Regions from separate parts of the Homo sapiens genome. Here region 2 is linked to region 1. A link is a contact called in ENCODE Hi-C or POLR2A ChIA-PET data. All regions are on one chromosome and are shown on one strand. The core of a region is the stretch at or near the end of the contact, and the rest is flanking DNA. Distances in the headings are between cores, read along the strand shown. Region 1 holds the start of THBS1-IT1 (THBS1 intronic transcript 1). Region 2 overlaps GPR176 (G protein-coupled receptor 176).

What was found. Hi-C counts contacts between places; a loop is a spot of excess contacts on that map. ChIA-PET counts read pairs that join two places held with the same protein, here RNA polymerase II (POLR2A). Pooled maps may share reads with other maps.
Region 2: a map of Caco-2 shows a loop between it and region 1 (2.9-fold over the local background). The contact joins the enhancer-like site here to the promoter of THBS1-IT1 in region 1. A Hi-C loop is called at or near these places in 1 of 168 maps with a recorded cell type or tissue (Caco-2) and 9 of 50 pooled maps. POLR2A ChIA-PET finds 5 or more read pairs at or near these places in 1 of 52 experiments (WTC11).

Annotation. Positions count from the first base shown.
Region 1 is chr15:39,584,122-39,588,271 of GRCh38, forward strand. THBS1-IT1 (THBS1 intronic transcript 1) reads left to right here and starts at 2,005. Exons shown (of 1, transcript NR_186398.1): 1 at 2,005-3,132. It overlaps THBS1 (thrombospondin 1), which reads left to right. Exons shown (of 22, transcript NM_003246.4): 5 at 1-66; 6 at 179-301; 7 at 1,349-1,442; 8 at 3,226-3,399; 9 at 3,921-4,097.
Region 2 is chr15:39,875,163-39,879,160 of GRCh38, forward strand. The region is part of intron 1 of GPR176 (G protein-coupled receptor 176); the gene reads right to left. Among named protein-coding and RNA genes, the nearest start is that of GPR176, 43 kb to the right of the region's middle. Within about 2 kb of position 2,694, at least 2 of the 41 ENCODE cell types and tissues checked have a DNase peak (open chromatin) inside an H3K27ac peak, as active enhancers do.

The DNA.
Region 1 (4,150 bases), core at 755-3,254:
ATGGTCCTGGAACTCAGGGGCCTGCGCACCATTGTGACCACGCTGCAGGACAGCATCCGCAAAGTGGTCAGTGGCCTCTGCACCCAGCCCGTTAGCATGAACCCTGGAAGGTTTATCGCAGATGGTCCCAAATGACTGAAAATGCGGGGGGACACTAATGATATTCTCTCCCATTTAGACTGAAGAGAACAAAGAGTTGGCCAATGAGCTGAGGCGGCCTCCCCTATGCTATCACAACGGAGTTCAGTACAGAAATAACGAGGAATGGACTGTTGATAGCTGCACTGAGTGTCACTGTCAGGTAAGGGACCTTCACCAGCCAGAATAAGAATCGACGGCTTTTGTTTGAACCTACATCTTTGGGGAAATACCCTAATCGCCACAGAGATTCTTTTTATGTTCCATGGCCTGATAACAAAGTGTTTTTTTTTTCTTTAAGATGCAATTATGGCATCTATAAGTTCTTCTTTAAACTCTCAGATGGTTTATCAAAGTATTAATTATACCCCAGGCTAAGTATCTAAGAGAATGAATCTACTAAGACATCTGAATAATTTACCTACCTTAGTTCAAAGACTAAGTGTTGAATGTCAGGTAAATAAAACCTGGTTGGAACATTCATTTTTTTTTCCCAACCCTGATTTATATTCAGCTTTGGCATAGGTTCTTTTAGTACAGTAGCAATTGTTTTTCAAATCACTTAGTCTGACACTGTTAGGATGTTACTGTCTGCTTTGCTCAGATGGCACTGCCAGGTGTGTGATTCACTCTAGCATCCCCGCATGCCAGTGGCCAGTGAGTTTGGAGGTTCACCTGGCTTATCTATTAATAGCAAAGTATTTGAATTTGCTTAAATACAAATCACAGATGACTGGCTGTGGGAACCAACTTCATTAAATTCCCTTTCTTTTCCAATATAAAGACAGATCACAGATCTATAGATGAGGAAAAAGTGCTTATAGATCTTCCTTCCTCCCCCCAAACACATAATATAAAAATGTAAAAGTCCTGGCTGAATTTTCTGAGTTTGATTTCAGACATAGATTTGACCCATGATGTTTGTTGGTTCCTCTGCTATAAATTCTTTGTACTGTAACTTCCACCCTTGACTAAGTAGCAATTAAAAAGAACTTTCCAAGGAATGGAGTGACACGTAAACTAGCACTAGAACTGTCTCTACGATAGTGGTGGCTGCAAATATGACAGAGACAGATCTATGAAAATCATTCCACTAGAGCATTGACAGCCCTGACCATGTTTTGGCTTGTAAAGGAAATGTTACAGGATGTAGACTTCTGTATGCAACATGCTCAGCAGCCTGTTCCCCTCTCACTCTCTTGCCCTGCAGAACTCAGTTACCATCTGCAAAAAGGTGTCCTGCCCCATCATGCCCTGCTCCAATGCCACAGTTCCTGATGGAGAATGCTGTCCTCGCTGTTGGCGTAAGTTTCTCAAATGGCATAGCTATTCTTCAGTGACTAGGTCAGTTCTACATACATCCTAGACAGCCGAGCACAACACTGGAACCCCACCCCCATCTCCATCATGCTTCCATTCAGTTTCTTGCTGCAGCAGCTGGTTAACTGACAGCTTATCTGCTGTACAGAGCCAAAACTCCATTATGAGTACATCGTAATTACCCATCTGGATTGCAGTAATGGCAGTGAAGATCTTGGTATAGCTCATTAATTCTGATTTTTTGCTTTGAGGAAAAGAGATGAAGACGTGGCAGCAACAGCTCTAAGTTGACTGCTTTTAGAATTTGACCTTAGTGGCACAGAGTTAAGAAAAATCTGCTCACCAGAGATATTGACAGGCTTACTGTGTAAGCATTGGCCTGATCGGGCCTGGAAGTTTTGCCCCTTTCATCTGTAGGGATAAGAGGGCCTAAGAGAATAGCAGCAATCTGAGCTCTAGAGCACCAAAAGAAATAAGGCACGATATCGTTCCATGGCACGTTATCCCTGGCTTTTGTTACCAGTAAAATGAATGACTTTGCTGAGACAATACTTAGTGTAGCAGGTACAAGTTATAAAAGTGATTCATTACAACTAAGATAAGGAAGAAAACAGGAAAACAGCACTTGCCCTTCACACACACAGAAACACACATGCACACACACACAAACACACCCTTGTCACAGCTCAGAATAACCAATTCCATCCAGGGATCATATTAGCGATATTGGCACTGTAATGGTCGTTTTTACATTTATTTTCTGTTCCGCATTCACTTAACATGTGCGTTAAAAGGAACAAAGCTAGCTGGAGGTAGCAAAGTTTTGAACTTGAATCAGGGATTGCTAAGAAAACTTACAACTAATGACCACAGAAAGTAAGTTCTTTGTCTTCTGTCTGATACAGCTAGATGTGATTGTAGCCGTGGTGCCTGGGCAGATGGTAAACAAACATGCTGTCCTCTTATGACAATATGTGCAGAGAAGGCCCCAAACGCTGGGGTGAGAGGAACAACAAACTGACTAACTCACGGCCGAGTTGGAGCCAGAACCAACAACAGCTCGGCTGCCTTCACACTCATCTGTCAAACACATGGTGTATGGCTCCCCTGACAGAAATGACTCCTATAAGCTTCCTCATACTCGCGCATTCTTGGAAGTCTGAGACTGGAAATGCCTACCCAGATATGTTAAGTCAGTAAAGGAAAACTCATTTGCAATGCTGAGAGGAGAAAGAAAATCAATGAATAGGAGAGCATACACTGTGGGAAGGCTCAGCTGTACTGAGCCAGGCAAAGCATCCGATTACCCCACTGCTGTACACATCATGACCTGGGATAAACCCCTGGGCCGTTGGCCTAAGAAATATGTTGCTTTTCATCCTGTATAACTGCAACTTTGTGCCGGCTCATATTATGTTCTAGAGAGCTCATGTACACCATGGTGACCATAGTTAATAATACTGGATTGTATGCTTAAAATTTGCTAAGAGAGTAGATCTTAAGTCATCACCAAAAAAAGTAACTGTAAGATGATGGAGATGTGTTAATTAGCTTGACGGTGGTAATCACAATATATGTGTATATCAAAACATCACATTATACACCTTAAATGTATATAATATTTGTCAATTATACCTCAGTAAAGCCAAAAAGAAATAAATATATTGCTTTTCACCCTCTGGCAAGTGGAGGGCCCTGAACAGAGCCCTCTAAAGAACAGCTTGTCCTAATCATCACGTACCTGATGAACCTCTGTTTCCCCTGCAGCCAGCGACTCTGCGGACGATGGCTGGTCTCCATGGTCCGAGTGGACCTCCTGTTCTACGAGCTGTGGCAATGGAATTCAGCAGCGCGGCCGCTCCTGCGATAGCCTCAACAACCGATGTGAGGGCTCCTCGGTCCAGACACGGACCTGCCACATTCAGGAGTGTGACAAGAGATGTAAGCATCTTAGCCTCTCAGGGACGTGGAGAACTGACCTGTCCTTGTTGTCGTCACCAAGGGCAGCTCCACAGCATGTATATTAAGAACACGGGTTCTAGGATCTCTGGATCCCAATCCCACTGCTTAGCTGTGCACCCTTGAACACAACTTACCCTCTCTGAGGCTCTTTCCTCATTTGCAACTTGGAGATAATAATAGTTCTTGATAAGTTTATCTTGAGCATTTTATTTAGATACTGCATGTAAAGCAGTTAGCACTGAGTTTTGGTTTATGGTAAGCACCCTGTAAATGTTAGGATATTAACAGCAACCCATAAAAACAGCGAACTTATCCGTTCTCTGGTAGAAAACATTCCATGTTGACATTTGGGCATGTGGCCAGGAGCCAATTTCTACCGTACACTGGGTTTAGTTGCCATTGACCATTTCCTGGAAATACTTCTGCGTGCTCCTGATGGGAGCCTCTATTTGGCTGTCTCTAAGCCAAAACCATTTGTGACCATCAACTCTGTACTTTAGTTAAACAGGATGGTGGCTGGAGCCACTGGTCCCCGTGGTCATCTTGTTCTGTGACATGTGGTGATGGTGTGATCACAAGGATCCGGCTCTGCAACTCTCCCAGCCCCCAGATGAACGGGAAACCCTGTGAAGGCGAAGCGCGGGAGACCAAAGCCTGCAAGAAAGACGCCTGCCCCAGTAAGTGTGAGGTCCGCTGCAAGGGTGAGCATGGGCAGCAGCTCTGCCCAGCT
Region 2 (3,998 bases), core at 1,444-3,943, 290 kb after region 1:
GCAGAGTTCACTCACTTTTGTTTGGAATAATGGCTTTGTTTCTACCTGTCAAAATTAATAGTTTCAAAATTCCTAAATATGGGAGCCACTATCTCGCTTTTTGAGCCTGATAAAAGCAAAAACCAACCGTTTCTAAAAATGTCTTAGATTATCATGACAATACAAATTGGAATTTCTATTGTTTCTTTGACTACAAAGAAATAATTTGTTTGGTAAGGTGTTTTCAGATAAATACTTGTCTTTGCAGAATCCATGCTAGATGGACAAATATTTTCATATCACTCTTGGAGCTGACACTTTAAAGCATTCCTGGAGAACTGCATATGTTCTCACATACAAGCAAAATTGACTCATTTGTAAATATTGAGCTTTTCAATGCTATCTATTCATAGACAATCGGCAGTATTAGGAAGCCCACTGGATCAAGAGTCAGCAAACAGATTCTTATCCAATCTGCCACTCAGTTCCATGAGCTTGGTCAAATCCTGACTTGCAATTTCTTCATGTAGGAAATGGGGTTTTAGTGCCGAGCCTCCTTACCTAATGGGTATGTTGAGAAAAGTGAATAACATATGTGAAAATGTTTTTAAAATCATTAAGTATGATAAAAATTTAAAATACTCCCTTTATCATCTTGCTTAACTCAAAGAAGTTTCTTCCACATACACAAACCACCACCTGTCATCATCTGACTTATTTGGTGTGTACTTTTTTGCAATATTTTGTAATCTATTTTTATTCCTCCCAATGTTTAACTCATATATATATATGAGTTTAAATATATGTATATATTTAATTTACATATATGTATATATTTAATTTAAATATATATATGTATTTAACCTGGGTGTGGTGGTACACACCTGTAGTCCCAGCTATACAGGAGGCTGAGGTGGGAGGATCACTAGAGTCCAGGAGTTTGAGACTGCAGTGAGCCACGATCCTGCCACTGCACTCCAGCCTGGGTGATCCAGCCTGGGTGACAGAGTGAGACCCTGACTCAAGAAATACATATTTTTAAAAAAAGAAGAAGAAGAAGAGAATTGAGCAGAAGAATAAAAATAAATGCTTCAGCTGCATAAACATATAACTTCTTTCATGGTCCTACTAACATATATTCAAAATTGATAGTAAACATGTGAAATAAATAGCAGATGCTACACTTCAGGGAGAATTTCAGGAACCTCTTTTTCCTTTGAACTTAAATCCATTGCTACTACCCTCTTGTGCACAGCGAACTAAGGCCTAATAAAATTGGATTTAAACACACCTTCTCTCTCATCTTCTTGCATACAAGATCAGTATGAGCTGCAATTCTCAAAGTGGTGTTCTACCAGTTGTTTCAGTGAGGGATATAATGTTAATGATGTTGATGTTTATGTTAATGTTTATAATTTAATTTCTATTGCTATTATTATGGAATGGCCTATCCAGTATCTCATGAAAGCTATTATTTTTCTTAGCCTATTTTCTGGTAGTAAATTTTCACAGTGAGAACATGGCAAAACCCCCTCTCTATAAAAAAAAAATACAAAAATTAGCTGGGTGTGTAGTCCCAGCCACTTGGGAGGTGGGAGGATGGTTGGAGCCCAGGAGGTTGAGGTTGCAGTGAGCTGAGATCCCACCACTGTACTCCAGAGCCAGACCCTGTTACAAAAAGAGAGAGAGAGAGAGGGAGAGAGGGAGGGAGGGAGAGAGAGAAAGAGAGACAGAGACAGAGACAGAGAGAGAGAGAGAATGAAAGAGAATAGGTGATCTACATTATCTTCTGTTCCTTCAAAGTAGTCTTAGAATCAGGGGGAAAAAATAAGGTTACTTCTTCAACTCACAAATAGAGCCTTCTTTACTAGTTCCAGAGCTTGGCTGCCTAATTTGTTCAATTTTATTTTATCCTATTTTTCTTAATAAAGCAATTAAAAGTCTCATAAGAAAACCCAATTATTGAGTCTAGCAGCTCTGAAACACCTAAAAAAATCCATGTTGGTCCTCAGTGCTATTTATATCCTCCCTTCTTTCATTCCCTAGTTTGCTGTCTCATCAGGCTTGGGAAGATCTCTTTTATCAAAGTTACTGTTGCCAGAAAACACAAAAACAAGATGGAGGACAAAGCTAAGAGGAGAATAAGTTTCTCCTCTCCCCCAACCCCAGCCACACTGATACGTTTAAGTGAACATCCCTGAACACACTCATTTATAGTCATATTCACCCCAAATTCCCCCAAATCCAAATGTAGGCAAACACAAAAGATGTTCCATCAAATGTGAGCAAATATTTTTCTAAACATTTTATTGCCTTGTATTAAATTAGCATTCACCTATGAACTAGGTCGCAGATGCATCAAGCCCAGGACTCCTGGCTCCTAATCACATGCTCTTCTTCTTCTTCTTCTTTTTTTTTTTTTTTTGTTTGTTTGTTTTGAGTTGGAGCCTTGCTCTGTTGCCTAGGCTGGAGTGCAATGACGGATCTCAGGTCACTGCAACCTGCACCTCCCGGGTGCAGGCAATTCTCCTGCTTCAGCCTCCCAAGTAGCTAGGACTACAGGCAGACGCCACCACACCTGGCTAATTTTTGTATTTTTTGGCAGAGATGGGGTTTCACAATATTAGCCAGGCTGGTCTCAAACTCCTGACCTCAAGTGATCTGCCCGCCTTGGCCTCCCACAACACTGAGATTACAGGAGTGAGCCACCGCACCCTGCCCCAACTCCATGCTCTTTCCATTACTCATGCAGTATTTCCCAACAGAGATGTTCAAAACAATGACACAGCCGCATTTTCCTTCACTATAAGCACTTCTTTCTTCCCAGCTTTACTGAAGTATAACTGAAAATAAAAACTGTATATATTCAAGGTATACATGATGTTTTGATATACATGTACATTATGATTACCACAATCAAGCTAATTAACATATCCATCACCTCCCATAGTTACCTGTGTGTGTGTGTGTGTGTGTGTGTGTGTGTGTGTGTGTTGAGAACATTTAAGATCTCTCTTGGCAAATTTCAAGTGTACAATACAGTATTACTAACAGTAGTCACCACATTGTACCTCAGATCTCCAGAACATATTAATCCTGTACAACTGAACCTTTTTACCCTTTGACCAACATCTCCCCATTTCTCCCACCCCTGACAGCCATCATTCTACCCTCTGCTTCCATGAGTTCAATGTTTTTAGATTCCACATATAAGTGAAATCATACAGTACTGTCTTTTTGTGGCTGGCTTATTATACTTAGCACAATGTCCTCCAGGATCACCCATGCTGTTGCAAATGACAAGACTTCTTCCTTGTGACCAAATAATATTTGTGTGTGTGTGTGTGTGTGTGTGTGTATCACATTTTTTTATCCATTCATCTGTCTACAGACACAGGTTGACTCTATATCTTGACTACTGTGAATAATGCTGCAATGAACATAGGAATGCAGTTATCTCTTAGAGATACCAATTTTATTTCCTTTGGATACATGCCCATAAGTGGGACTGCTGGATCATATGGTAGTTCTGTTTTTAGTTTTTTTAAGAACCTCTATATACCCTTTTCCATATGGTTGTTCCAATTAATTTACATTCATACCAGTGTACGAGGTTTCCTGCCTTTAGTTGTAAAACCACTTTAAAGCTCTTTGGATAATAAAGCTCACTATTATTCTAAAGAAGAGAATAAAACAAAAAGTAAATGACCAGAGTGACAGTCAGGGAGGGGTGGCTGGCCGAAAGGCCAACACTGAAGAAACCCCTATGTATTTAGGCACTGAGGACACGGTCCTTCCTGAACATCACAGATGAGGTAAGATGAGAGTAGGCGTTGCTGGATGTATGTATATGTGGCTAGGCCTGAAGGGTGGTACACCTTGGTGAAGATTACTGAGAGGTTACTGAGTGCTGTAATGATACTACAACAGTACCGTAAGTGCCACATTTAATGGAAGAAAACTAGAGAACAAATGGGTCAACTATCATTTTACAGACTACTGGGCCTACCCCTCACTTA